Regions from separate parts of the Homo sapiens genome. Here region 2 is linked to region 1. The links are chromatin loops, found by intact Hi-C in ENCODE. Cell type or tissue: Calu3. All regions are shown on one strand. Each heading gives the region's core, and the rest is flanking DNA. Links, peaks and the distances in the headings are about the cores only.

Region 1 (16,267 bases), core at 3,699-11,698:
TACTGGAATAGAATAAAAGATATGAAAAATAATTCACATTAACACCTAGGTGTTCAGTTTGTCAAAGGTCCAGCTTTTTAACAAATAGGCTCATAAATGAGGTTTCAGCCCAGAACATATTATGACCTAACTCGTGGGAGCTCCTGTTTATTTGCTATTTGTGTTGTAATATGCTACTGTGCTCTCTTGTAATCTTTCTGACTGATAAGAAAATGCAGTCTATTTGACAAAAGACCAAAAAAAGTGCTACTAATTATTTTAAGAGTATAAAGTGAAGTAGAAAAGACAAATATATTACTTTGAATTATACATGCACAAGAATTAGATTCTCTTTTTAGAAGACAAATTTGATGACTGGGTAAAAAATAAACTGTACCACTTACAAGAAACAATTTAGACAAAATACAAAGAAGATGAAAAGTGAGAGGAAAGTCAAAGATATATCAGAATGATAAAGAGTATGACAATATCTATATCAGAAGAAGTTGAATTAAAGGCACAGATATTATATGTCATAAAAAGGATTATTTTATATTAACAAAAGTACAATCTACAAAAATGATATGTCCTGAATGTCTATATATCAGATAACATGGCATTAATGTATAAAAAGCAAATGCATTTAAAAAGCTGATAGAAACACAGGAATACGAGACACATCATCCTCAGGCAAACACCAAGTGGCGAAAAAGAAGACAAAGAGGATTAGAAAACTACAACTAATAAGGATGATTTAATATACACTAAACTTTAATATTTCTAATTTTAAGTCCTACAAGCACTGAATATAGTTCTTTTTAAGGACCTATCAACATTTTCAAAATATTATTTATGGGTAAAATAAAATACTAGCTCAAGGAAAGAGCTAAGCCAACAAAACAGAATAAAGAGCCCTTCAGACCCTAGTATTTATGAGAAATTATTATGTGACACTATAGTATAAAGTGACATTACAAATCTGAGCAGATAAATTAATAAGTGGGCAATTAGTTAATCATGTGGGGAAAATAAGCTAGATCTTCAACAAGTCTATATACAACAAAAACATTGGGTGAATGAGTTGAATTAAACAAAAACACTAGCAATAAAAACTGGTGAATAGGCCAGGCACAGTGGCTCACACCTATAATCCTAGCACTTTGGGAGGCTAAGGCAGGCGGATCATGAGGTCAGGAGATCGAGACCACCCTGGCTAACACAGTGAAACCCCGTCTCTACTAAAAATACAAAAAAAATTAGCTAGGCGTGGTGGCAGGCACCTGTAGTCCCAGCTACTCGGGAGGCTGAGGCAGGAGAATGGCGTGAACCAGAGAGGCAGAGCTTGCAGTGAGCCGAGATTGTGCCACTGCACTCCAGCTTGGGTGACACAGCCAGACTCCATCTCAAAAAAAAAAAAAAAAACTGGTGAATATTTACATTGTATTGAACAAAAACTTTCGTTCTGCATAAGTTAATCAAGGAAGAATCTTTAAAAATGAGTTTTATAGATTTGGCTACGTAAGATTTAAAAGGTTCACTTTCCAATAAAAATTATAAAATTGAGAGGTGAAATGTAAAAATTTATGAAAAAAATCAATCTAGTCTGTAAACAGCTGCCATCAATTACTAAACTGCCGCCTATCCCAGCATAAAATGGACAAAGCATATAGGAAGTCAGTTTGTTTAAAAAAAAAAAAAAAGAAAGAAAGAAAAACCAAACCTTAATAATATATTTATGGAGAAGCAAATCAAAACAATTAGATTTGAATTTCTTCTACAGGTGGTAATTAATCTATATGTTTATTCCTAATCAGAACGCAATTCTATTCAGGTTACTGAGGATCACTTCCTAAATACAAATCCAAGGCCTTGAAATGTAAATATCCTCTTTACATGTAAATATCAGTTTTCTAAAGTTATCACAAGACAGCAATTTAAATGTGAATAAGATTTGTTTGTAAAATAAGTATTGTTTCTAAAAAGAAAAAAACTGCCAACAAACTAAACAGCTAACAGTATTTTGGATTAAGTTACAATAAATTAATAAGACAAAATATAAGTCATTAAAAGTGCCAGGAAATATAAATATATATGTATATATATAAAGATACATATATATGTGTATATAAATGTGTATATAAAGATACATATACACATATATGTGTATATAAAGATACATATACACATATATGTGTATATAAAGATACATATACACATATATGTGTATATAAAGATACATATACACATATATATGTGTATATAAAGATACATATACACATATATATGTGTATATAAAGATACATATACACATATATATGTGTATATAAAGATATATACACATATATATGTGTATATATAGATATATATACGCAAATATGTGTAGATATAGATATATATACGCAAATATATGTGTAGATATAGATATACGCAAATATATGTGTAGATATAGATATATATACGCAAATATATGTGTAGATATAGATATATATACGCAAATCTACGCGTATATATATAGATATATATACGCAAATCTACGCGTATATAGACATATATACGCAAATCTACGCGTATATAGACATATATACGCAAATCTATGCGTATATAGACATATATACGCATATATATGTATATATATACGCAAATATATATATATATATATATATGTGTGTTTTTTTTTTTTTTTTTTGAGACAGTCTTGCTCTGTCACCCAGGCTGGAGTGCAGAGTTGCCATCTCTGCTCACTGCAACCTCCGCCTCCCGGGTTCAAGCGATTCTCCTGCCTCAGCCTCCTGAATAGCTGGGATTACAGGAGGGCACCACCATGCCCGGCTAATTTTTGTATTTTTAGTAGAGACAGAGTTGCACTATATTGGCCAGGCTGGTCTCAAACTCCTGACCTTGTGATCCGCTTGCCTCAGCCTCCTAAAGTGCTGGGATTACAGGCATGAGCCACCATGCCTGGCCGCCAGGAACTATATATTCTGAGACAACAGATATGTAGATATTCACACACTTAATTTTTGTGAATATAAAAGGAGTGATAACAGTAGTTATTTCTGGTTAGATAAGAATTCATTTTCTTTTTATTTATCTGAATGCTTATACAATAAGCACATAGAAGCTAAAAATTTTCACAAAACCACCTAAATATTACAGATGTAGATCATGTAACTTTTGTGTAATGAAATACCATCCAAGTGTTAAAACTGTATCATAAAAAAATTTAGTAATATAGAAAAGTATGAAATGTTAAGAAAAATTGACTAAAGTCATATGTAAGATAGCAATTTTGCAAAAAAAATGTACAGATATAAACATTTCAAAACAGCTAGATGGATATGCACAAAAATATTAACAGTGGTTATATCTGGATGGGAGAGGTACTAGAGTTACAGAGGGTCTTTTTTTTGCTTCACCAAATATTCGACAGTGAACATTACTTTGGTAATTACTTTTGTAATTAAAAAAATATATTAAGCTGGGCGCAGTGGCTCCTGCCTGTAGTCCTAGGAGGCTGAGGATTGCCTGAGCTCAGGAGTTTACGACCAACCTGGGCAACATGGCAAAACCCCATCTCTACTAAAAAAAGAAAAAAGAAAAAAAAATATTGCTGGGTGTTGTGGCACGTGCCTGTAGTCCCTGCTGCTCGGGAGGCTGAGGCAGGAGAATCATGTGAACCTGGGAGGCAGAGGTTTCAGCGAGCCGAGATTGCGCCACTGCACTCTAGCCTGGGTATCAGAGAGAGTCTCTGTCTTTAACAAAAAAAAAAAAAAATTATAAAAGTTATTTTTAAGATACTCAAGATGTTTAGTAAACCTAAGTAAGAGAAAACGTATTTTAAAACTTTAACAGCTAGTTCTATTGTGCCTTTTTTATATAAAAATTATCATTTTTAGCGCAAAAAGTAGAACCCTTTTATTACAATCTAGTGAGGGACACAAAATAAAACCTGAGTGGTATTGTGCAAGTAGTGTATAAGTTCTAACTTAAAATATTTACTTATTAAAAAAATGAGAACAATGATATATTACTCTTTTGATAATATATCCCTGTGCCATTGCTGCTGTAACAAATTACTGCAAACTTCGTGTCTGTAAACAACACAGATTTATTATATTACAGTTCTGGAGGACCTAAGTCCAAAGCATGCCTTACCCGGCTAAAATCAAAGTGCCACAGGGCTGCTTTCCTTCTGGAGACTCTATGCAAGAATTCCTTTCTTGCCTTTTCCATCAACCTGCATTCCTTGGGTTGTGCCCTGCCCCTCCCTTTTCAAAGCCAGCTATGCTAGTCAAATCTTTCTCACATCCTATCATTCTATCACTGATTCTTCTGCCTTCCTTTTCCACATTTAGGGACATTTCTGATTACATTGGGCCACTTGGATAATCTAGAAAAAATTCCTTAAGGTCATCTGATTAGCAACCTTATTTCCATCTGCAATCTTACTCCCCCTGCCATGTAAGACAACTGTCACAGCTTCCAGGACTTAGGAAATGTAAATCTATGGGTCCCGTTACTCATCACAGATGACTACAAATATTTGCAATCAGTGGACACCAGTTTCACTAGTTCAAAAAATATTTATTGAACCTTTGCTAAGTGATGGAAACTATTCCTGTGTTGAGAAAACAAAAGTTAACAAAATAGAAATAATTCTTCAAAGAGCCATTACAAACATTACAGTATGAATATCATCCTTGTTTTCCATTTGCTTCAGTTTTTGGCTTTGCATGCGTACTACATAGAAAAATTTTGATTTTTGCAGGTAAATAGCTACAAATGACAAAACATTGCAACCTCAGAACTTAGTCACTCATTCAGAAAGTGTTTACTAAATATTCCCGTGGACCTGGAGTCATGCTAGGTGTGAGAGATAAAACAATAAACAGAAAAAAATGGTCTCTATTCACTTGTGGTAATTTAAAATGTGAAGAGTTATGAGTGAGATGACAGGAAATTTGTTGCAAGTTCTGGCAAGAGAAATTAATATGCATAAAATACTAATCCAAAAAAATGTATTATTCTGGAAAGGATACTTTGTCTCATTTGGCAGTATTTTAAGGAATATATTATTTTAAAAGTGTGTGTTGACATTTTTTTTTTTTGTTTGAGCTGGAGTCTCACTCTGTCACCCAGGCTAGAGTGCAGTGGTGCGATCTTGGCTCACAGCAACCTCCGCCTCTCAGGTTCAAGCGATTCTCCTGCCTCAGTCTCCCGAGTAGCTGGGACTACAGGTGCCCGCCACCATGCCCGGCTTTTTTTTTTATTTTTGTATTTTAGTAGAGACAGGGTTTCACCCTGTTGCCCAGGCTGGTCTTGAACTCCTGAGCTCAGGCAATCCACCCTCCTCGGCCTCCCAAAGTGCTAGGATTACATGCATGAGCAATCATGCCCAGCCATGTGTTGACTTTCAATAATGGTTTTTATTCATATACACATATACATGTAGATATCTATACATCTATATGAATATATATAAGAAATATGCACATATTGCTTAGTGAAAGCTGAATCAAAACCCTGAAACAGCTCACTAAAATTTAGCTGTCATAGAAATTCACTGTGAAAATCACTGCTTCAGTTAAATGGGATAAGCTTATTCTATTCTTAAAAGGAGAGTTTTTTATATAATAATGATAGTTTTCACATTTTCTCTTTATTTTTCCTAAATGTATAATATATTCTAGAGCTGGCTCAAGATTTTCTTTTTCTGGTATGGGGACACAGTTCTAGAAGAGTGAGATTCTATGTTTATAAATAGCATTTTGAAGCAAATCTTGCAAAAAGATTTGCTCCCTCATCAGAATATCTTTAACGAGATCAAAAGAATTTAGACCATAGAGTTCTGTGTGTAGAGAAAATATCCCAATTTACTACTGAGAATCACTCAATAGGCTGGAATTGAGAAAAAAGGTGACCGACTATTTTCAATTTGCCTAGACTTTCTAGATTTTGAAAATCAAAGTCCTACATCCAGCAAAACTACCTTAGTCCTGGGAAAACCAGCATGGCTGGTCATTCTAATCCAGACCCTAGGTATTTTGAGTTGGAGAAGAGAGAAAGAGGAGGGAGGAAAGTAAAGTCAGTGGTCACAGCTCTCAGTAACAAAAGGAGGGTACGATGCAGGGCAGGGCTTCCCTTTCCTTCCTCGAGCAAGACACGTCATGGTAAATCTGGTAGGGCTATGGGGTCAGACAACTGGAAACACTGAGAATCACTTTCTTCAGCTGTCCTTTCTTTATGTTGTGGATTCTGAGCTGAAGAAGAGTAGCACATCAAAAAGGCCCACTGCAGGAGGGATGGATAAGGGAAGAAGGACCAGTGGGCTACAGGATGCATCAGACATTCAGGACCTGCAGTCAGCAGAAGCAAATTTGAAAGAGACCAGATCAGTGGTTACATCAGCCACAGGTCTCATCTACAAATGCCCGGGTGGAAAAGTGGGTAGAGGTATTGCCTCAATACCACAGGACACTCTAAGGGCATTTTATCCATGGACTTCAGTTCTTCTGCCTCATCATGAGATTGCATAGGCCATATTCCTCCCTTCCTAGGTCTTCATTGAAACTCTAATAGAATGAGCATTCTTCTCTAAGAAAGACTGGACATTATCCAAACCAACCGCTGAAATTCTTCTTTAAAATCAGATGGTTTATAGATAGAACCCATCATATTTCTTCTGCTCATCTGAGTTACAGCATGAGTTTCATGTGTGATCTTGCTAGAAGTATACAGCTGCACAAGGCTAAACAGCTAACATTGTAAGGATCCCCAGTCAAAAGATGCCACCCAAAGTGAGTGAATATGGTTTTCTAGCAAGTCAGTCATCAAGAATTTAAGTGCCTTAAGGACACTTACTTAGTACTGTACTTGGTTATGCGCTTTATGTGGCAAAGAAATAAGCTAACAGCTCTTGTTCGTAGTTTTTTCACTAAAATACGGTTCATCTCCAATCTCCTACTCCCGTTGGATTTATTTGTCAGGCTTTACCCACTGCACTGAAACTAAAAGGAAAAAAATATCTTGCTGATTCACATACCTACTCAGAGGCTTCAGCATGCTGGCTGCCCAAGAGAACTTTAACAGCTCAGACCCCTTTCAAACAGCAGTGAATCTCTTTAAATCTAGAGGATTATGCTTTTGAAAGATTGGAATGAGGAAAATCCTCTTTTTAAAAAAAATCCTCCTAAGACATCATAAATCCAAGAGTCAGTATTTTCACCTGGTTTACTAGAGCCAAGGCATTTATATTACTCAAGATATATATTTACTTATTTTTATAAAATATATTCTCCTAGAGGCCTAGGTGTCAAGTGCATTTTCTTCTTCCCCAAATTGTAAATTAATTTTTAAAAACCTTTTGAAAATACACTGTTTGCAGACCAAGAACTGTCCCCCTAACACAACCATGCTTTTGTATCATGTTCATCCACTCTGCACAGCTTAAGTAAAATGACATTGCAGGTAGCCAGATCACTTATGTCACCAAGAAGACAAATAGTTACCTTTGTAACAGAAAGTAAAATAAAAATCAGTATCCAGCTATTTCATCCAGAGAAGTCAAATTGGTACTAACACTCACCAAAAAGTCAACAATTGCTGACACAGTCAGGAGGTTGAGAAAAATCAAGTAGAAATGAGGAAATAGGGTTGCCTGCCAAGCATACCCACAAAAAGCAAAGACGTTTTGACACTCTTAGTGAATTCTCACTACAAGAGGAAACTTTTGTTGGACAACACCCAACAGATCTTAGTGCCAAGGTCAGGATAAGATTGCCCAAGGAAGTGACCCGGACAACTCTGTGTGACTTCTGGCTACACCGTTACCACTGGTCCAGATGCCTGGTGATGCTGGCAGATGCTAAGGCAGTCGGGTGTTTATGGTTTGGATCTGGGAGAAGGAAATACAGCTAATAGCTCCAGTGGTTGAACAGAATTAGAAAAGCTATGACTAAACCACCTCTATAAGATTATGAGTCATCTCTAGATGGTCTTCCCTTTTGTACTGAATGGAACACATTGTTATAAACAACAAAATCTAAATGTAAGTGGAAATTACACAGGGAGTCATTCCAACAATGAGCAAACTTGAGAAGAAATACTCTCTAAGATAAAGGATTTATAAGTACCTACAAAGTGCATCATGTGTGGAATGCATTTGAGAAATATGTCTACCTTGCTTTTTTAATATGTGGGAAATTCAACATGGATCTATTTTTTAACAAAATCAGATTATTATTAGACAAATTATTATTTAAAAACTATATTGCACTAAGTCCTTTTATCAAAATGAAGATCCTACATTAAAGAAAGCAACATGCATTCTTCTCTCTCTGTAAATTTGTACCACCAAATATTAGGCTGTTTTGTTGTGGGGTATACAAGTATCCAAGCAGGTGTTTGAAGGAAGTCCCCAAATCTTATCTTCTTTGAAACAGGGTAATACTCAAATCATTTCAGAGATACCGCTCTCTGTACTATTCTATAGCCTGCAAAATGATTAGGAAATTTATTTTGCCCAGTTCTCTATCTACCTATAAAAATTAGGGCTTTGAATAGAAAGTATATAGATTGGCAAAGATGAGGCTATTCATACCCCAAAACTATGTTGAATTTTACACAAAAAATTTCAACTATTCACTTAGAGAAGTTTATCTGTGGTAAGGGTTTAAATTTTAAAGTAAAAATTCTAAGGATTTCTAATCTTGTGTACTTTACTTATTCATTTGCTTATTTTAGAGAAGTGGATTCTCTTACAGATTGGCATAGACAGGATGCCTAGGACAGCTCTTTATAGCTTGCATTAATACAAGGAAATTTTGTCTTTTTCATTAGAACTCTGAGTTTCCCATCTACCTTATCATGGGTCTAGTTTGAGGCACTATGGTTGAGGTAGGACTGAGTGTGACCAACCACTATAGAACAGATTAAGTCAGGACTAAACACACAATTCCAAGTGAAGGCAAAAAATGAAAATATCAAATATATTTAAAAAAAATTTTTTTTGAGACAGAGTCTTGCTCTGTCACTAGGCTGGAGTGCAGTGGCACGATCTCGGCTCACTGCAACCTCCCCCTCCCAGGTTCAAGCGATTCTCCTGCTTCAGCCTCCCAAGTAGCTGGGAGTACAGGCGTGTGCCACCACACCCAGCTGATTTTGTATTTTTAGTAGAGATGGGGTTTCACCATGTTGGCCAGGATCGTCTTGATCTCCTGACCTCTTGATCTGCCTGCCTCAGCCTCCCAAAGTGCTGAGATTACAGGCATGAGCCACCGCGCCCGGCCGGAAATGTCAAATCTAAAGGTGCCATGAGCAGACAGACAAAAACAGGTCCTGAAACAAAGGGTCTTAGACCCAGGTCAGCAAAATGGAGATGGTGTTAAGGGTGGGGTTTGGGCCCATGAACCAGACAGAGTGGAGCCAGGGAGGATGTCATATGGCATCAATTCATACAGCAAAGATCCTGGAAAAGGAATGCGGGCCTAGCTCTTCAGCAGGGAAGGAGCTTCTGGGGAGCTTGGCTGCTCACTGCTCACGGAAGGTTGAAGTAGCCTTCTTTTGGTGGCACTTCCTTAGAAGATTTGCCTCTTCTTCCATTTCCTATTCCTTTTCTCTCCATTACAGGGTTGAGTGTTTCATTCTCCTGAGTCCCTAACACCCTGTCATCATGGGTCTCCCAAAGTCCTATTTCACATTTTGTTTCTTGTAATCGCCATTTCCCGATTTCTTCCATGGACACCTTCTAATGTGTTTACATGTATACGTTTGTTTGCATGTGTTCCTGAAAGACTGTAGTTTTGCGCGGTGTACATACATTTTTATAAATGGGTGTTTATTTTCTATTTTCTTCTGTTTTTCACCATTTAATCAGAACTGTTGTTAAGCTCCATCCATATAACTGTCTGTTCATCTAGCCCGTTGCACAGAAGTTCTGCTTGATTCTCCATTTAGTAAATCCACCACATCTTAGCATCCACTCCCCTGGTAACGGATTGCCTTCAGTTCTCCCCACCACAAACAATGCAGCAATGAACAGCCTCAGACATGTGTCCCATGAATCTGTTAAAGAATGTCTGTGGGACATATGTTCAGAAGTAGAAGTTTGGGTTGAAGGATACTTAATATGACATAATGCTAAATATAACAAGGTAGTATGTGGCTGCCACAATCAACTCCTACCAGCGCCATGTTAATTTCAATATTCTTACATGCCTGAAAAAGTTGCCATCGTCCATCTTTCTAATTGTTGGCAGCAAAAAGGATGTGCAAACCATGGCCTATTGGTCAGCTGCATGTTTATATAAATAAAGTTTTATTGGAACACAGCCATGCCCATTTGTTTATGTATTGCCTAGGCTGCTTGCATGCTACTGTGACAGGGTTGAGTAATTGCAAAGGGACAATAGGGCCTGCCAAGCCTAAGGTATTTACTATCTGGCCCTTTAAAAACAGTTTGATGACTTCTCAGAAGTGTTAATTGTTTTCATATTCATTTCTCTGATTATTTGAATTGGACATCCCTTTGATACAGGACAGGCAAGCCCCCAAATCGGGGTTTAGCCCAGCAGGATTCTTGGCTTCCTCCAGGAAAGAATTCAATGGTGGGTCAGTGGTGTTAAATAGCAACTTTTATTGAATCAGCAGTGTACAGCAGCAGCAGTGGTGCTGCTCCTTGCAGAACAGGGCTAACCATAGGCAGTGTGCCCAGAATAGCAGCCTAGAGGCATTCCAGCACTCATTCATATTTATACCCACTTTTAATAATATGCAAAGTAAGGGGCAGTTTATGCAGAAATTTCTAGAATGAGAGTGGTAACTTCCAGGCTATCTCCTTGTTGCCGTGGAAAGAAGTGGTAATTTCTGGGTATTGCCACAGCACATTGGTGGGCCTGTGTTATGGGGAGGTGCTTCTGCCCCTGACTTGTTTTAGCGAATCCTCAATTTGGTCCGATGACCAAGCCCCACCTCCAGAGTAGAGTTCTGCCTCCTACCTCACCTTTATATACTTGTTGGCCTTTCGATTTTCCTCTTTAGTAACTTACCTATCTGCACCGTTTTGGATTTTTCTTGTTGATATGCAGGAGTAAGTTATACTCAGAAAGTAGCTCATCAATATTAGAATTGCAAATATCTTCTTCATCCTGTTGGCTGCCCATGAATTGTATATGTGGTGACCTTCATAAAAGTGAAAACCTTAAATTTTGGTATCAAATTAATCAAAGTGCGAACTTACGGTTGATGACTTTGAGGTTAAAAAGCCCTTCACCACAGAGTACTTACTGATTTTTCTGAAGGGATTTTTTTTTGTTGTTTGGTTTTTTGCATTGATCAAAATAATATTTCCTTTGCTCTATTAATGCAATGAATCATGTAAATAAATTTCCTGAATTTCTAAGTTTCTGTAGTTCTTTGATACCTGAACTAATTAATATGGTTTATATTAGTCTTTATTGTATATGTATATTCTCACACTTGGTTGTAAACTACTAACAGAGAAAAATACACACTCCATATTGTAGAAGTCCAATAACACCTATTAAAATTATAAAACTGGAAGAAAGATTGTCATGGCCACTATGAAATGGCTTCCAATTATTGTATTAGACCAACTCTATAAATCTTTCATTAGTATCCTGAGAATCAACTTTACGCCAAACTCAGAATTGTAAAGAATATCTAAACGCTGCTTGCTAGTGCTGGAAAACACGGAGTTGTGTTAGTCATCAAAATTTAAAAACTAAATAGCCAAAAATGAAATTATTCTTGTAATATATAATTAGCATTTCAAAATTTAAAACATACTTTGTTTTCCTCATTAGTTTTGTCATTTCTGTTCAACAACATGGAAAATTATAACCCATAAAAGTGCTTTTGTCCAAAAGAACTCTTGTCCTATCATAACTCTTACATGAAAATTTCCAAATCTTTTAAAAATCTTAATTCATACTCAGGGTTGTTTTACTACCTTTTTTAAATAAAAAGAGTATGAACAAAATGTTTTGATTTGCCCTTTTTCATGATTTTATGCCCACATTATAACGCCTAAGGCAGAGTCAAAAACACAAATAGCTTTCCCTCATTTTTAGTCTAGTAATTCAAGCTGAGTTTCAGATTGGGCAATGGAAATGGATCTATGATAGTACTAGTAATACCAAGAAAATCCACGGTTTATTAGTGTCACACCAATGTCTGTACTCCTTAGATTTAAATGTATTACATATTAGCTCTGTAATAATTTACGCATGTCACAGACCCCTCCTTCTAATTTGGTGCCAAAGTTGTATGTGAATTTCATATTGACAAGAATCCAACAAAAAGAAAGAAGTGTTTTTAATCAGAAACTTTTATAAACAAGTTTCAGCATGGAGAGATTAAATATCTGTGGACTTAAGAATTATAGAGCATCCGAACTATGAAAGTTCAAGTTAAGTTCTAGTTAAATTTTATTTAATCAAAATTATCTTTAATTAGGTATGTGTATTTTAAACTTGGTATCTAACTGACAAGAAATATTCAGATGACATAAGTAAATATTCATTGGCTGACAGAAATAGTCTCTAGGATATAACCATTTGAGGTTTAGTGGAGCCCCATAAGATATTGCATAGCTTAACAGACCTCCTGTCTTTACATTGATTTCTTCTCTAGGAGATCACTAGGGCCAACCCGTGCTACTCCCAATTAGTCTCATGTAACTTCTTGCTTCCAGTCATTCTACCTATTGGCAGGAGAGACAGTCCTCCTCAGGCCTAGTGCTTTCTTTTATGTCATACTGGGTGTGTCAAGAATGCAAGACCTTGACCACTCTTTATTCAGTCCATTTCTCAGGGCTGTGTTTGCAGTGAGCAACCCTGACAGAGGAGTTAGCCTCTGCCTCTAGACAAAGACCAAGTTGTATTTACTATGCATAAAAGCAGTAGACTCTCCAAACTCAGTACTCCTCAGCCACAGCGCAAACCCACTGTGTGCTTAGCATATATTTGGGCTGTACTGTGTCAGTTCTGTAGGAATTGGGAGCAAGGGGTGCCAACACGAATATGCTGATACCCTTGCTGCTTGTTATGTCATAATCCATAAAGTCCTTTGTCTCTAATCTAGGAGTATTCTATTTTCTGCCAGCATCCATGAAATAGTAACAGGTGAACTTATTAGCTTGGTAAGCAGAAGAAAATCAAATCATAGACACGGCATCTATGGCATTTAAATTTTATTTTCTACTCTGGCCAAATAAAAATCTCTTTTAAAAAAAACTGAAAATCTGGACTAAAAAGCATTATAGAAAATCCTCAGATTTCTAGATTCTCTTATTCTCTGCTCAATTTATTAAATTTAAAAAAAGTCTAAAGGTTCCTAAAGGAGTTATCAACTTTAAACTATATCCTTAATTTCTTTTTTCTTCCTACTTCCTAAACAGACATTCGTAATTTTAACAAGACTTTTAAAAGTAAAATAAAGCCTAAATCAAAATCTTGAAGGGTTTCTTCCTCTGAATTTATTTTAATCACAGGGTTATATATGATAGTTCCAAAGCTCAAAATTCTATGCTAAAGAAATCATTTAAGCCAAGAACATGATTCTTGGGGTGACAGTACAAGCTTAGAAAGTAGAAATGTCAGAGGAAAAAAAATCAATAAAGACTGTTGATAAAAAGATAGGTTTTAAGATAGGACAAGGAAACAAGAGAAAGAAAAACAAGAGAAAGGACACTTGTTGAAGGCAAATAGGAAGTTGATCCAAACTTAGGAAGCTGGTGCCACATGGCCAAATGTTAGATAAATGAAATCTTACAGAAAAGAATGGATCAGAGAGTAATATGTCTTCCAAGCAGGGACTTTCGTCCAGAGTGGGCTAACGATGCACGGATAAGCAATAAAATGTCTTAAACATTTCTTACATGAATAATAATTACTGTTTTCGCTCATTAACTTAATAAACAGCTATTGAGTTTCTACTATAGGAGAGGACCTGCTCCAGGATCAGGGGTTAGCAAACTATGACCTGCAGGCCAAATCCAGACCAACATCTGCCTTCGTAAATAAAACCTTCTGGGGACACAGCCACAACTAAGTGCTTGGGTTTTCTGTGTCTACACTCATGCTACAACAGAGTTGAGTCGCTGCAGCAAAGACAGTATGACCTGCCAAGCCTACAATAGTATCTGGCCCTTTACACAAAAAGTTTCCTGACCTGTGCTCTTGATGATAGACATACAGTAGGATCAAAACAAGTCACACCTTCTGGGAACTTACACTAGTAGGGAGCAGACGGTAAACAGTACATACCTAAATATGCTACACTTTTTCAGGTACTGGGAGGTGCTTTGAAGAAAGAAGAATAAAGAGAGTGTTTTTATATTAACCTATGGGTATTTGCTATATTATACAAATACTAAGGTAACATACAAAAATCTCACTTTTAAAGTTTTAAAAATAAATTAATGCTATTTTGTTCTATTGAGGATTTATAATTTGCCTTTGTTAAATCAAACTTTGATGTAGTATATTAACTGAGAAAAAATCTTTGATGGTCCAAATTTCTACCTACCACTGAACTACTCTTTATTTCTTAGATAAAATTTCCCACCAATAGAAAAGTTAAGTTTCTCTTTTACATAAATGACTGACTCATGACAGGTAAAACCTTAAGGGAGGTAGTTCCAAAATAAACACACACACACACACACACACACACACACACACACACACACACATATATACACACACAGAGATATACAAATTGAGAATCCGTTATTCAAAATGCTTGGGACCAGAAGTGTTTCAGATTTGGGAATATTTGCCTATACATAATTAGGTACCTTGTGGATGTGACCCAAGTCCAAACACAAAGTTCATTTGACTCATATACACCTCATACACATGGCCTGAAGGTGATTTTATAGAATATTTATAATTTTGTGCATGAAACAAAGTTTTTACAGCATTTTGACTGCAACCCGTCACATGAGGTCAGCTGCGAAATTTTCTACTTGTGGCGTCATGTCAGTACTCCAAAAGTTTTGGATTTGGGAGGATTTCAGTTCGTCAGATTAGGGATACTAAACCTGTGTGTGTGTGTTGGTGGGGAGGGCAGGGACTAAATTTGTATCACTGAATTTTAGAAGGAAAAAGCCTTAGAGATCATTTTGTTTGACCTTTTTGTTCTAGGACAAGTTCATCAAATCCCAGGGAGCCTAAGCTATCCTGGTTCACCAAGCTAGAAAGTGGCAGAGGGAGGGAATGGTTCTAAGGTCTTTCAGACCTTCAACAAGGCTTCATACCAACACAGCCACACACTAGAGCCACATTCCCAGCCTCTGTCCCCAGTCTCACATTGACACGTTAGGAGACCTGAATTCTAGTCTCTATTTTGCCACAAACTAGTTACGTGAGCTTGTAATTATTTCAAATTATCTAAATATCATTTTAATTCATATAAGATATTCAAATATCATTTTCTCATTCATACTATATTTCTTATGTCTCTCCCAAACCTAGGTAGCCCTGTAGAGGATAGGTTTAAGGGTGAGGGCCCTGGGCCAGGTACGGTGGCTCATACCTACAAGTCCAGCACTTTGGGAGGCCAAGGCAGGTGAATCACTTGAGGTCAGGAGTTCAAGACCAGCCTGGCCAACATGGTGAAAAGTCGTCTTTACTAAAAATATAAAAATTAGCTGGGCATGGTGGCACATGCCTGTAATACCAGATACTCCAGAGGCTGAGGCACAAGAATTACGTGAACCTGGGAGGCAGAGGCTACAGTGAGCTGAGACTGCACCACTGCACTGTAGCCTGGGTGACAGAGTGTGACCATGTCTTAAAAAAAAAAAAAAGAAAGAAAGAAAAAAGAGTGAGGGCTCTGGAGCCCAATTGCTTGACTTCAAGTCCTGACAAGTTCCTTATTCTCATTATGTCCCAATCCCCTTCTTTAAAAGAATGCAGTAATTGTACCCACCTCATAAGATTCTTCAAAGGACTAAATTAGTTAATACATATAAAGTATTTAAAAAGAACCTGGCATGTATGAATGTTAAAAACAATGTCAGTTTCTATTCTAATTCTACTTTTAAAGTAGTATGAGACCGAAAACATCTAAATCATCTGAATCATAGAAAGGCTCATATATTCAACAAATTGCCACTATGCTACCAACTTCTCATTTTACCATACCTGTAGCTTTCTAATTTATGTCTAGACATGATGCAGAATCTCAATATATCCTTCCATTAGATTCCTCCAAGCAAACATTGAGCTTGCTAAAATCCTAATGAGTTCCAACAAATGAATTT
Region 2 (16,267 bases), core at 2,621-10,620, 230 kb before region 1:
GTATTACACTCACTGCTGTACTCCTCCCCACAACACAGAGGTAGGTATTATACAAAGAGAGCATTCAGTAAGTGATTTCAAGTGTATGGATACAGGCTTAAGTTAAAAAAATGGCCTTTCATTAAGCAATTATTTAGAAAAAAATGCAACAATGTATTCATAATAATAAGCAATGCCAATCTTTGGAGACAATATTGCTAGCAACAAGTTAACTGTCTTGAAAATATTATTACAGTAATAAGGCACAAATTAAATTCATATATAAGCCAGTTGTGTTTCAAGACTATTAGTTTGCATTGTCAAAATATGGTCAAAGAATAGTTGGCAAGATAGAAGAGATTGCTTGTTATTAATCTATCTCTTTTACTAGAAAAACAAATAGCTGTAACAATTTTGTGTCAGTAGATTTATCATCCTCTATGAACTGTAAAACATAAATGTAACAGCAAGCTGTCACCAACTCAATTTTAAAAACATTTATCATCTTTCCATTTTGTGCAATGCAATGGACTAGATGCAAGAGATATCTAAAAGTCAACGTGATCAAATCCTTCCCTTATTAGGTCTTACAGTCTATCTGGTGTGACAGACATGTAGACTACTAAGTGTAAGAGATGCAAGAAAGAAATAAACTAAATATAAATAAGCCATTCTGTGGAAACATGGAAAAAGAAGTAACTAATTTAAAAATAGCTTGTCTGAGATAACTATACATGAGAGATCTTCGGGGATAAATTCTCAATAGAAAGAAAAGAAACTGACAAAAAAAAAAGGGGCTAAGGGCATGCACGTATGATTCTGATAGGAAATATTATGGAACAGCAATAACTATGTGTAGCTGTATCTGAAAATAAAACAGAAAAAGTTGAAGGTGTTACTTGTGTTAGGATCATGGAGGGGTCTGCAGGCCATACCAGTAATCTGATGTTCAAGTTTAGAGTAACAGATGAGTGTCACTCTAAATTTATGATTACAAACCTCAACTGTAATATATCCTGTCAGTCAAATCTCTTCCATTCTTCACATCAACTATTTCCAGCCTTCTGTCAACTAGACTGAAATCTACATACTTTGTAGGCTTTTTTGATGAACTTATTTCCCAAAAAATATAGAAATCATCAGTATTAAACTTTCTACCGAAATACCTACTCCTGTCTGCACTCAAATTTTCCTTACTCCCATCTGTACAGTGAACAATGCAGTGTGTTGTATAGCACCCTCACCAGTCCCTGCCAGGAAATCCATGTGCAACTGGAAAGTCTTGGCACCTAATAGAGTGTGACTTCTATTTTCCTGCCAAAACATAAATATGTTCCTTATTTGGAAATAGGGTTCTGCAGATAAAATTAGTTAAGGATCAGCCAGGCGTGGTGGCTCACGCCTGTAATCCTAGCACTTTGGGAGGCTGAGGTGGGTGGATCACCTGAGGTCAGGGGTTTGAGACCAGTGTGGCCAACATGACAAAACCCCATCTCTACTAAAAATGCAAAAATTAGTTGGGCATGGTGGCTCATGTCTGTAATCCCTGCTACTCGGGAGGCTAAGGCAGGAGAACCACTTTAACCCAGAAGGCAGAGGTTGCAGAGAGCCGAGATCGTGCCACTGCACTCCAGCCTGAGTGACAGAGTGAGACTCCATCTCAAAAAAAAAAAAAAAAATTAGTTAAGGATCTTGAGATGAACTCATCCAGGATGTAGAGGAGGTCCTAAATCCAATGACTGGTGTCCTTGCAAGAAACAAAGAGGCCACAGTGACACACAGAGGAGAGACAAAGAGAAGAAGGTGATGTGAGGATGAAGGCAGAGATTGAAATGTCAAGGAATACCAGTGATTTCGGGCAACCACCAGAAAATAGTAAAGATGCATAGGATAGTTTTTCCCTCTGGCCCTCCAAAAGAAACCAACCCTGCCAAAACCTTGATTTCAGATCGCTGGCCTCCTGAACTCTGAGACAGTAAGTTTCTCGTGTTTTAAGCCACCCAGTTTGCAATTGGTTGTGGAAGCCCTAGGAAATGAATACAGAAGATGAGTCCTAAGAAATATCTAAGACTAAGACTTCTGTAATCTGACTACTATTCTGTATTAACCAAATTCCTGCTTCTAAAAAAAAAAAAAAAAAAAAAAAACCAGAATTCAACTTCACTCCAAATAGAATTTCTTTTATTTCTTGCATCTCTTTTGGTTCTCTCTCTTGTCAAAAGCCAGGACTAACTTATATATTGAATATATATCCTATACATATTCATATATATATTTATATATATACAGCATAGTAAATAAGTAGTCATGCCATTCACATTAGATGGGAGGATCACACCTATAGGCAAATAAGTTGGCAAAGTCAGTGGCCAGTGCCTCACCTATCAGGTAGAATATAAAATAATCTGGTTATAGAAACTCTTTATTGGATTTTTGTTTAATTTGATATTTATTTAATCAGTTGGGCTAAATGAGAAATGATCACCAAAGGAACCTCACTTTCCAACTAAAATATTTCCAGATATAGCATTACTGTTTAAAGAAAAATTCAATGTCATAAAATTTTATCTTTTGTTCTGTTCAAAATGCTTTTAAAAGAAAGTTTGATGCACTTTACATGACTTGTTTGATATTTTCCAATTCTGCCATAAATTTAACATTTATTTAATCTTGCAATTTCCCTCGACAAATTATAGCCTACAGTAACATTTTCTCTTTCTCTGACTACCTGTACACCTGATGTTGGTATATGTGTAGGTGGGTAAGAAATAGTGAAATGCCCTTCAAGAATACTGAAATAAAGCCAGTAACTTTATCATGCAAAACTAAATCAAAATATCCACAAAAACACAAAATATTTTTGCAAAATAAACCCTATGTCCCTCAGAACAAAATCACTTAACTGTAACTTGGCTGAAATTTCAGTAATAATAATGTTAATAATAATGATCACTAATATTTGAGTGCTTAATGTATGACAGGAATTATTCGAAGCTCTTTTATACATATTCTCTCATTTAATCATTACAACAATCCTGAGAGATGGACCCTATTATTATGCCTTTATAGATGTGACAACAATAAAAATGTTAAGCAACTTGCCAAAGAAACCTCAGCAGTAAGTGTTAGAGCCTGGGTTAGTACACAGACAGCCTGTATTCTTAACCATTAAGGAAAGATAAAAGCAACTGCTCATTCCAGGAAGCCTAGGAAAAAGAATAGCTGAATGAGAAGCACGGGCAGTTCCAGTAAATGCAGACTAAGGGAAAGGCTGCAATAATACAAGAAGACCTGCTATATCCAGGAGGCAGTTTATACCACTATTATACAGAAGGATAATCAAGCTGATGGTTTGAATGATCAAACCTTAACTTCCTAGAGTTATCTCATTTCCTTCTATCCCATGCTCACCAAACAGTAGTCTTACTTTAATTTGGCTTCTATCGTATTGTGTATACAAGGAGAAATTTTGGCCAGAGGAATGGAATATAAATTCCATTAACAGATTTATTTCTATTCATAAATGAATAAATTGGCATTCAGGTTGCATATATCAGTCTCATGTCAACTTCATTAGAGTGCGTAAGCTCTTTTGAGTCTGATATACCCTGACAGAATGATAAAATCATGTTTCCTGCTATGCAGAACTGAGGCTTAGACTAGGGTGGATGTCAAAGGTAATGTTCCATCGTGAGTCCTCTCCTTGGGATAGCTGAGGAAACCTCCATTAGCATTACTCACTATCTTGATATGTGCTATGCCTGCATTTCCACAGCACCCTAGACTGTATCACATAGTCTAAATCATAGAATTAAAAGATTAAAAAGTTCAGGGTTTGAAGAGATTTTAGAGATTTCCAAGTGGCTATCTGGTACTTGAATGCCCTCTAAAATATTGCTTGCAAACAGTTGCTTAATCAATGCTTGAAAACCTCTGGAGATTTTTCACCATCTCCCAAGGATACTCTTCTCATTTTATGAAAAATGAGAGATTTGAGCCAGATCTGCTTCCTTGAAACTTGCAAACAGAGTCAGGGACTGCTTGAACAAGGTCTATTCTTCTTTCACATGACAAACCTGCAGTATCAGAAGAAAATTTTCATATCCCCATGAGTCTGCCCTTCTCAAAGCTAAGCATCTCAAACTTTCTCAATCATTCTTCAATAGCCAAAATGTTTATCTTGCATTATCCAAGTCACTTTCTTTTAAATCTATTCATTTAACCAATCACCCCTTAGAGTATATCACCTGTGAGTTTAGCAAAAATAGTTCCACTATGAACTGACTAGCACAAAGAATATTTTCTAGATGATTTACTTCTACTAATAGGCTAAAATTGCAACAGCATTACTGAGAGCACATAATTTAAATAAGTGAAAGATCCATGTCTTTTTCTCATATGCTGTTTCTAAACCCCACCTTCCTCGTGTACCTTTATTTATTTTGACTTTAGTATTTAAGCAGGTGGGCCCTGACAAAAGCACGTAGATATTTCAGTTTGAAGCTACCAATAAATAACACACTTTTCTCCTCAAAAGTTTAGGATCAATTGAGAGAAACACATAATAAATCAAGCAATTAGAGATCAAAACATCACCTTCATAACTGATAAAAGCTAAAGAAGAGGATGTGGCTTATTCATGTACCAGCAATGGGTTTCAACACAGAATCCCAGGATTAGAATTCTCAACTAGAAGAACAAACTGAGGTCTCCCACTCATGGTATAGAGAACCAACCAATTTTGTGCTCCCTACAGGCAGCTGTTATACAAAATAATGAGAGGCAGAAAAGGGTGAACCACACAAACAAAGTTCGTCTCACCAAAATTTCCAATTAGAGTGTGAGGTGAAGAAAAGCCAGGGAGTGTTAAGGAAGATATTGCCCCCAAAGAAATCAGAATGAGAGTACCATCAATATTCCCTCAAATTATTTTCTGAACACATTAGACTTAACTATTATGCCTTTAGTCAAACAGGGATGGTATGGTGAGGTTAGGGTGAAGGTGAGGAATCTTGTAGAGTCATCGTCTTATTCAACAAAATACCATAGCCTGGGTGGCTTACACAACAAACATTTCCCTCTTACAGTCTCAAAGGCTGAGAAGTCCAAGATTAAGGTGCCAGGAGATTTGGTATCTGGTGAAGCCCCCCCACTCCTGGTTTTCAGAGGATCACCTTTTTTTCTGTATCCTCACATGGGAGAGAGAGTGATCATTTTCTTGTGTTTCTTCTTATAAAGGCATTATTCCCATTTATATGGATCATGTTGTCATGACCTAATTACCTCCCAAATGCTCTGCCTCCAAATACATCAGGGACTGGGGCTTCAACATTTGAATTTGGGGGACACAAACATTCTGTCTACAGCAGTCATTACTCTACCCTAGCTGCATGTAGATTTTCCCAGGACTGCATTCTAGACTGGGCAAAGACAGTCGGAAGGCAGGGCTCAGCCAGGTTCTTCTCCCTGTCTGTGTAGTCTCAAGTCTTCTCTGCATGGTCTCTATAGCAAGATAGTTGAACTGGTTACATAACAGCTCAGGGTCCCAAGAGGAAAGACACAGAAACTTCCAGAACTCTTAAAAGCTAGACCTGGAACTGACCTAGTATCAGTTCACCATATAGTACTGGTAACAGAGTCCTAGCCCAGCCTGGATCAAATGAAGGAGAGGAGACACAAGATCCATATTTTAATGAGAGGAATATCAAAGAATGTCATCATTAATCTGCCACAGTCTACCCTCTGGACACAATCTGCATTTTCTCCACTTGCAAAACATAGTCATCCCCTCCCCAAATCCCCAAAGCCTCATCCCATTGCCACCTCAGGTTCAGGCTTAAGGTCCAAAGTCTTGCAACTGAAGCAGTCACTCCCTTATATAAGTAAATGGTAGTTTTTTTTTTACAACGCCCATGTGTTTGCTTAAATATTCAGGAAACTTGAGATAAAACCAAGGTTGTAAAACATTCCCCAGCGTACCCCTGGAAGTAAATGTTAATCTGTAATCAGTTAATCTATAATCTGGCTGCAGTTTAGCTGATGCCAGTCAGACCACCAGGAGGCCTATTGCTTAAGATAATCATTGGAACAAGACATGCTGACCTGCACATAGTTTCCCAAGTCCCTTTTCCTTTAAAACTCCTTTGGCCAGCCTGAAGAACCTGAGATAGTCTTTGTGACACTAGTTTGCCATCTCCTCAGTTTGCTGGCTCCTGAATAAACCTGCTTTTCCTCTCATCACCTCTTGTCTTTCTAGTCTGGCTTTGGAGCCATGAGCAATTGAACCTGGGTTTGGTTGCAATCTCATCGTGTAATTCAGGACCAGGTATAGAAATGAGACTTCTGCATTTTCTCCTGGAGTTTGTTTCCTCCCAAATCAAAGACCTGTAGGCTGGATGTGGTGGTTGCACCTGTAATCCCACCACTTTGGGAAGCCAAGGCAGATTAAAGCCAGGTGTTTGAGACCAGCCTTGGCAACATAGTGAGATCCTGTCTCTACAAAAATAAAATTATCAGGGTATGGTGGCACGCACTTATAGTCTTAGCTACTAGCTACTCAGGAGGCTGAGATGGCAGGGTCACTTGAGCCTAGTTGTAAAAGGCTTCAGTGAGCCATGATTGTGCCACTGCATTCCAGCCTGGGTGACAGAGCAAGACCTTGTCTCTACAATAAAAAACAAAAAACAAACAAAAAACCACGTAAACTGATATGAACTGAGTGACAAGTTATGTGCTGCCTACATACCTAACAGACAATAATGATACAAGAATAGAATAAACAAAATAAAGTCTAAATAAAGGCCACAATTTTTGCTCCCAAATATTTTCTTTCTGCCCACTTTTGGTGGAGCTCTTGATACCAGGCAGAATTAATTGTTTTTAGTAGCTATATCCTGAGATGCCTCTCATTGGAATGGGCGTAGTTCTTTAGCAACTCAGTAACTGAATTGGTTCCATGCCATGCTTACACTATAAAGATCATAGCACTGACCCATCATGCCAAAAGCTTAGAAAACATGCCATTTCTGGTTCTACAGCAATTAGTTCTGGAAAGCTATGTTCCCAGAATGAGTACTTACAAATGTCTCTAAAGACCATAACAGAGACTTGCTGGTACCAAACAACAGAAGAAAATCATTTCTAATTCTGGCCTCTCCAGCTTTCCAGTTTGTTTATGTTAATAATCCTGAATGTAAATTGAACTATCCTAGCTGAGAGAAGAAATAATATCCCAAAGCATCTATAGCTGAAGTTGTCACTGCCTCATCGTCTTCACTTCTATAAAAGAGAAACAAGTTTATTTCTTAAAACTTGCCAATATTGTGAAGCGTTCAATATTTTTAGACATTCCACATTTTTTTCTCACTGCTTATCTTACAGACTAAGGGTTTTTTTTAAAATTTTTGTCGTATATCAAAAAACAGTGTACTTTCCTGGGTGTACACTTGACAATGTGTGGTCTCTAATCAAAGATTTCAGGTCCAGATGAAAGAATAAGGGAAAAATACAGATTACTGCAGTTTAAAGTTAACTAATGAAGATGCAGCATTCTGGAGAAGTAGCTAAAGTGGAAGCAGCTATAATGCATAATTTTACCTTTTTTACCTAATTTAGAGTGCCATCACTTTACTTAGGTAATGTCGGTTTCTCACCTGTGGGCTCCACCAGTTGATACATGCTACAGATCATAGCAGGATGGATAATTGCTCAATTATTTTTGTCCTGACCTTCCCTTATATGTACTTTCTTTCCTGCCTCCCTTACTAGGCAGAATTGTTAGGTTTATTCTGGGGTGTTCTTCTAGGATAACTTTCCTTTTTACACGTTAACAATTATGCATGTTTGATCTTTCCCTCAATGTGAACCTTCCTGCACTGCATATTGAAGAATTCCTCAAAGTTTCTTACATGTAGATGACACTCTACATTATGGTCTAGCAGTAATATTGAGTCTCCTCTTTTAATATATCCCTCTCGTCATTTTACTAAAGATTTCAAAAACAAAGAAATGTATTATTTGAACTCAGACTGCCATTTTTAAATAAGAAATCGATACTTTTTTTGAAAACTCACAAATTATCTTTAACAACTCTATATTGCACTCAGTCTTTATGGAAAGTTTACACACATATTTAAGCCAGTAAAATTGTGATCCATCTCTAATCTGGAGCTCCTTTTATTTATCACCATCCCACCAAAATAACTGATAGCAGTTCACCAATTTCATCTCCAGGTTCTCTGTGTGCTTGGTGATAGCACCCACTCCCTTTAGAAGAAATGAGTCCACATAAAGTTCTGTAAGTCCTCCCACTCTTCTCAACTATTTTGGACCTTATTTTCATCTTATCAGTAATACTCCTGGCCTTAACAATTTGACAATCAGTTGCCACAATAGAACAAACTGAAGCAACCTAAGAGTTTAGTAGGTATCCTTTCTCACTATCAACTCTTCATATGCTGTTATTATTTCTAGCCATGGTCTTGCTTGTCCTTATTTTCTCTTTGATAGTGAAAAATTTTTTTAATCTATTTTATTGTTTTTAACATTTTTATAAGCTTCTTTCCACTTAAAAATTTAGTCTTTACCTTAATGATATCATTCTTAGAATATATATTAGAGCCACCCAAATGCCACCTCTTCAATATTGCATGACATCGCTATGCAAAGAAATTATCTACTCTGTTAAATGAGTTTCACCAAATGTCTTTCTCTCATCTAATTAATTTGTAATATATTTATTAAAATTTTAGTCTTAAGAGCTTATCTAGAGTCTTTACCAATGTTTTTCTAAAACCATCAAAATCTGCCCTCTTAAAATATACAACCACACCTCTAGCCTGTTTCTCCCTCTGGCTTTTAGAAATTTTCAGATACTATATCGCTTGTGACTTTCTACTTACTCCATTATTGTTCATCATGCATAGGCCCAAGATGCTTTCTGGGAGATTAATATACTTGATACTCTGCCTTTCTTTCAAGAGTAATGTAATTTACAGTCTAAATGGAACCTTTCAGAGCAAGGCCTACACACAGGAAACTGAGTTTATAGAAGCCAGAACTTGTGCTTTACAACTTAACAGGTTACTTCAGAGTTGTCAATTGACTGCATCTCTCCTCCTCAGCTGTAAGCTTCTTCACAGCAGAAGTCATCAGCTCTTTTATTTCACCAAGTCCATAATGAATTATCAGGCCAAACATAGGCATCTAGTTCTTATAAATATGTTGACATAACATTTCCATAAAAGCAAAATCTGATTTATATTTCCATGTTATATATTACTATATATTTAACTCAAATGCTTCCTTTTGAATTCTATTATATTTTGTTAGAGAATATTAGTGCTACTTGATTTTGTAAACTTGAGCAACTTGATAAGATTATAGTTACTTCTATAACAATACCATATGACATACTCCAGAATCTAAGTCACCTCTTCATTTTGTTTCTGTTTCTGATACCAGAAAATAATTAGGATATGAAAATAAAGAGATGGGAAGGAGAGAAATCTTCATCCTATATTTTCTTTTATGATACTATTTTTTCCTGTTGAAGTTCCTTCTTCTTCCCCAGTATTATTGAGGTATAATATAAATTGACAAAAATTATATATATATTCAAAGTGTACAATATGATTTGATGTACATTTATGTTGGGAAATAATTACAATTATTTTGCTTCAGTTTATATTTTTAGAACAAAACCTATTCCTTACAACCTCCAGAATATGCATATCTACTCAAAACTGAGTTATAGCTATCAATTTTCTCATACACCCACAGTTTTTGCATGAGAATTACATTAACATTCGGAAAACTGGTGACATCACTCAATTCCTTATCTACCTATATGTTTGGGCTGCTAATCTGTCTTCTGTTGTATAACTGTCTCTTACATCCTAAAATGACTTCTAGAATTCATTTTACATGAGTTTTCTCACTTTGTCATGCCTGTCTAAATTTTGACTTGTTTTCCATGGTGTCTTATGAAGATAATTACTCAGTTTTCTTATCCTGGCACCCACTAGACAATACCTCTCATCTTGCCAAATACAGATTTCCTTGGCTCTGGTAATAATTTAAGGCTCTGGTACACAATGTTGAAGGGTCAATCACCTAACTTCAGGTAAATATAATGGCAACATTGTTATTTTTTCCAAACCCAGCAAAAAGAGTTCTTGCTAGAAATTTTTTAGAAACCATTTCTTCCTCTATACTAACCTTCACTAAGCCACCTCCTTCTCATTTCTACTCTTGTCAACACCCAACACAAGAACATAAAACCAAATTTAAAAATCTGCATTTAAAAAATCACAAAAAATAAAGCCACATTTTTTACTGATACATAATAATTATACATATTATGGGGTACATGTGATCATTTGATACATGTATACAATGTGTAATGATCAAATCAGGGCAATTAAGCTATTCATCACCTCAAGCATTTATCATTTCTTTGTGTTGGGAGCATTTCAAATCATTTTTTTCCAGCTATTTTGAAATATATGATAAATTATTAACTATAGCCACGATCCTGTGCTATCAAACACTAGAAGTTATTTCTTCTAATTGTATTTTTGTGCCCATTAACCAACCTCCCTTCATCCCCTGCCCTCTACCCTCCCCAGCCTCTGGTAACCAGCATTCCACTCTCTGCCTCTATGAGATCAGCTTTCATAGCTCCTACATGTGAGTAAAAATATAGGATATTTGTCTATGTCTGGCTTATTTCACTTAACATGACTTCCAGTTCCACCCATGTTGCTGCAAATGACAGATTTTATTTTCTTTCTATGGCTGGATAGTATTGCCTTGTGTATACAGACATTTTCTTTATTCACATATCTATTGACAAACACTTAGGTTGATTTCATATCTTCACTGTTATGAATAGTGCTGCAATAAACATGAGTATGCAAATATCTCTTAGGTATATTACCTTTTTTAAGATATGTACCAAGCTGTGAAATTGCTAAGATTACGTGGCAGTTATACTTTTAATTTTTGTGGGGAAACACCATACTGTTTTCCATAGTAGCCGTACTAATTTACAGTCCCACTACCAGTGGACTGGCATTCCCCATTCTCTAGATCCCCTTCAGCATCTGTTTATGTATTTTTTTTTTTTACCTTTTTGATAATGAACATTTTAACTTGGGTGAGAAGATATCTCCATGTAGTTTTGATTTGCATTTCCTGATGATTAGTAATGTTGAACACTTTTTCCTGTCTGTTGGCCCTTTGTATGTCTTCTTTTGATAAATGTCTATTCAGATCATTGGCTCATTTTTCTATTGAATTATTTGTTTTTTGCTATTGAGTTGAGTCCCTTATATATTCTGGTTCTTAATCCTTTATCAAATGGAGAGTTTGAAAATATGTTTTCTTATTTTGTAAGTTGTCGCTTCACTCTGTTGGTTCTTTCCCTTTCTGTACAGAAGTTTTTAGCTTGATATAATCTTATTTGTCTATTTGTGCTTTTGTTGCCTGTACTTTTTGAGGTCTTACCCAAAAAAAAAATTTGCCCAGACTGGTGTCCTGAAACATTTCCCCAATGTTTGCTTCTAGTAGTTTCATAATTTCAGGTATTACATTTTAAGTGCTAAATGTGTTTTTTTTAAGAAAAAGTTTTTATTTAAGATTGTAAAGATCTTTTCTTTATAATCCTAATGTTGGTCTCAATTATTAGCCTATTTTATATCATTACATCATAAGCATGAAATGTCACATAAATAAAATTGCATAATTCAGTTTGGTTCATTAGCATGATAGAAGTTCAGCTCATAACAATGTTCTCACACTTCACTTCATTCAAAATTAAACCAACACAAACACAGAAATTCAAGAACTAAAGAAATATCTACTAACACTTAGAATGAGACTTTTCCATCACAGTCTCATTTTTCTAAAGTCTGCAAGCACAAAGGCAAGAGTTAAACCTCACTGTTGGGATGAATGACCTCCCAACAGTGTTTTGACATATTCTAAAAGTAGTTATCTTCCTTTTAACACTTAGAATGAGACTTAGAATGGAGCCTAAGAAACTGAGGTGGTGGGCTTCTCAAAGGTCAGAAAGCAAAACATGGTCCCCGAATCTATTCTGCAGGGAAAGGAAATCTGCTGGAAAACATTTGGGAAATGTTTTGCTTTCTGATTAAAACAGAAACATTTAGAGAACTCTTTAGCCATTCTAACCCCACGGCTTACATAAGCCTTGGACTTGGTAAAGGGAGGATGTGATGTTTAGCTCTGTAGCAGTCACCTTGTAATCATGAAGCAACAAACCTGAAAGCAAAGCCCGATGCTTTGATGATGGCAGTGCAGAAGGATGTCACGGAGCTACTGAACCAACACTGATACTGTTTCTGTTATGTGGAATAATCAATGTTTTTTAAAAAATAATTTAACACACTGTTTTGATATTACTATTATATGCAGCCCAATTTTCCTAACTCATGAGAAATAGGGAATATTACCTAGCTATTAGTCAAAACCATAAATTGTTACTCCATCATGAAAATGATGTTAAAACAGAGTTTTACAAGTAAAACCTTCAAAAGTAAATGTTTAATAAGAAATAAGCACACTTGAGCTCCTTCATGACATTACATGTAAAGGGTTTAAACTTTAAAATTGCACTACACATATACTTTGCTTACATGTATCTGTGTGTGCATGTAAGGAAGATAACTACTTTTAGAATATGTCAAAACATAAAAGGCTAAAAAATAAGAAATGGTCTTAGTCATTTATTAAGGGAATCAGTTGTTTTATTCATCATTATCAACAATATACATTCAGAATGCCTTCTATAACTAAAGTTCTAAATATATAAACAAAGACGTATAAGCCGTGATTCTTGTAACCTAGAGGTTCCTAAACCAATTCACTCTACAGGAAGAAACCGGAGAAATAATAAAACTTACAATGAGTGCATATTTCCAAGTTCTATTAGAAAATCCTGTTTATACTCTAGTTGCAGGAAAATACGGTCCAACCAGTTTCAGCTTTCAGAGATAAATGATAAAAATGATGAGAGTAGGTACTTATATTTGTAAAAAGAGAGCTGAATAAATGCCTGAAGGAATGGCAGCTGTGTCTATGAATCCCCTTTGTCAGCTTAAGCAGGATAATATAAGATATGATTCATGTTATTTTGATATTTGTATTCAGTGAACTCAGTTTGATTCCATAAAAACTGCAATAGGATGTCAATTTACGTTGTCCTCAAAAGTGTAGACATTATCATTTTTTAATGGTACAGGCCTCAAAGTATTACTACATTTTATATCATAGAGAGAAAAGATAAAATAAAATGTAATTTTTGTTGACAAAATTCAAACTTAAAGTTACAGCTTCAATCCATTAACCAGTTCTAATTAAGAATGTTTAGAAGAAACAAACCAGACATTAAATGTAGCCAAATATACAAGGGGCAAGGTGGTGTTGAGAAATTTGATACTATTTGGTTTGCCAAATAAAACACAGGAGGCAATATTTGGGATATGTTTATTCTAAAAAAATTTGAAGTTTATCTAAAATTCCAATTTTCCTACATATCCTGTTATTTTTGTTTTGTTTTATAAATATGACAACTCTAAATAGCAATACATTTGAGTAAAATGTTTATTCCTCCTCCATTTCTTTGGTACCACTAAGTTACCAGTTTATTAAAGTTGATGTGTTCTAATAGTCAAATAATCAAACATGTACTTCCACCCTTTACTTAGGAATCAGGAATGGAATTAGGTAGATACATAAGACATGGCTCCTAATCTTAAAGTGTTCCCTCCCTATAATGGTGTAGGAATCATTGGACTATTTGCTTTCCTGCTGTATGCCTCACTAAGAACAAACTTGTGAGAGTAATCTCACTACCTGGAGGACTCATAATATTCTTTATTATAAATCACTGTGTACTCTCATTTTCAGTTACCCTCTATTCCCATTACTCTGCAGTTGTTACTCCTCCCCACCAACCTGGTCCCCGAAAACCTGAGAGCCCTGTGTGGACACATGTCTTCCCATGAATTTATTTACAGACACAAGATGTTTTCTTCCTGTCCTTGACATTGCTCAAACTTTAACTCTAACTTTACCTTTAGTTAATAAAGAGGTTCCATTTATAGAAATTTAATTTGTTGCAGTTATGTTTTCTCCATATTTCCCTTTTAAGATCTGCCAAACAACCACTTAGACTACTCCTCTCACCAGACATTCACAACTGCCAACTAACTCTCTCTCTTTTTCACACTTTCACAGGTGGAAAACGTCAATAGATTTCTCAAAGAAGTGTGAATCCAGAAAAATCAAGATCCCAGGAAAAAAAAGACTCAAAAAAGGAATTGATAAAGTTAAACATTCATGCTCCTCGGACTTCATATCGGATGCTCATTTAAAAGTAAACTCTTGGAAGCAACGTTGGGAGAAGAGTGATACAGAGTAAAAAATTATTTTAAAAACACGACTCCATATTTTAATGGTTTTGAACTTCATGTTATTACCTGTGTAATCACACACACACACACACACACACATTTTAAAACCCCATCTGCCTAGGTTTATCAATTATAAATACCAACTATTTTATTACACACATGACAGGATATTTTGTGGCCCTTTCCCCATGATGGCAAGATCCACTGAATGGTAATGCTAGAGTGATTAATGTATCCACATAGTAGCATATAATTTTTATAGAGAATAATACTTTATATGGTATTCATTTAAATGACACAATTTATTTTGTCTCTCTAAACGAAACACGTAAATGTCTATCCTCAGTTTCCTCATTAAAATAACTAATAAAATGCCACATATGTTGGTTGGCTAAGTAAAATAATATATCAATGGTATTTTGTAAATTAAAATCTCTATATAAGTCTCAGGCAGAAAACAAAGATATTTTTATACATTACTTAGAATTTTATATGACTGTAGGAATTACAGTGAAACATTTTTACTTATCAATCAAGACATTCACATCACAAGAGAGTGGTTATTTTATCACATTTATTTTAAGTTCCCAATAGAATTTTTAAAGTTGTCAATTGAGCTTCATAAAAAAGTTTGACTACCATTATTATATTTTATATAGTCATGTGTCAATTAACAATGGAGATACATTCTGAGAAATGTGTTATTTGAAAATTTCATTGTGCAAACATCATAGAATATACTTACACAAACCAAGATAGTATATTCTACTACACACACCTAGGATATATAGAATAGCCTATTGCTTCTAGGCTACACACCGGTACAGCGTATTACTACGCTGAATACTGAAGGCAATTGTAACACAATGGTAAGTATTTGTGTAGCTAACACATTTAAACATAGAAAAGTTACAGTAAACATATAGTATTAAAGGTAAAAAAAAAAAAAAAAAAAAAGGTCCACCTGTATAGGACACTTACCACGAACAGAGCTTCCAGGACTAGAAGTTGCCCAGGATGAGTCAGTGAGTGAATGGTGAGTGACTGTGAGGGCCTAGGACATTATTGTGCACCACTGTAGACTTTATAAACACTTTAGAGTTAGGATACACCAAATTTATAAAAAATATTTTTTCTTCAATAATAAATTAACTTTAGGCTACTGTAATGTTTTTACTTCATAAAGTTTTAAATTTTTTAAAAGTTTTTCAACTATTTTGTAATAACACTAGCTTAAAATTCAAACACATTATATAGTTGTATAAAAATGCTTTCTATCCTTATAAGATTTTTTATACATTTTTCTTTACTTCTTACACAACTCACATCACAGGTTTGTTTACACCAGTAACACCATAAAAAATGAATTATATGTTGCACTACAACATTACAATGGTTACAATGTCATTACATAAGAATTTTTCAGCTCCCCATTATACTCTCATGGGAACACCACCATATATGTTGTGCATCATAGACTGAAACATCATTATGTAGTACATGACTGTATGTCATATTCCATATACCTGATTGATATGGTTTGGCTGTGTCCCCTCCCAAATCTCATCTTGAATTGTAACTCCCACAATTCCCATGTGTCATGGGAGGAACCCAGTGGGAGGTGATTGAATTATGTGGGTGGGTCTTTCCTGTGCTGTTCTTGTGATAGGAATGAGACTCACAAGATCTGATGGTTTTAAAAAATGGGAGTTTGCCTGCACAAGCGATCTCTTTGCACTGCCATTCAGATAAGATATGACTTGCTCCTCCTAGCCTTCCACCATGACTGTGAGACCTCCCCAGCCATGTGGAACTGTAAGTCCATTAAACCTATTTTTCTTTCCGGTCTT

Evidence for each region. Peaks named below come from ENCODE experiments on the same cell type or tissue, not always from the same donor. Only the 100,000 strongest peaks of a DNase experiment are listed, where the experiment ranks them.
Region 2: it touches region 1 in a loop (6-fold over the local background); 1 of 110 quality-filtered maps calls a loop at or near these places.

The regions. Positions count from the first base shown.
Region 1 is chr1:193,550,261-193,566,527 of GRCh38, reverse strand. All of the region lies in intron 3 of LOC124904475 (a long non-coding RNA gene), which reads right to left. Among named protein-coding and RNA genes, the nearest start is that of LINC01031, 250 kb to the right of the region's middle. In Calu3, for the core only: no CTCF peak of the experiment used is centred there; a DNase peak (open chromatin) is centred at 7,797.
Region 2 is chr1:193,776,930-193,793,196 of GRCh38, reverse strand. All of the region lies in intron 3 of LOC124904475 (a long non-coding RNA gene), which reads right to left. Among named protein-coding and RNA genes, the nearest start is that of LINC01031, 480 kb to the right of the region's middle. In Calu3, for the core only: no CTCF peak of the experiment used is centred there; no DNase peak of the experiment used is centred there.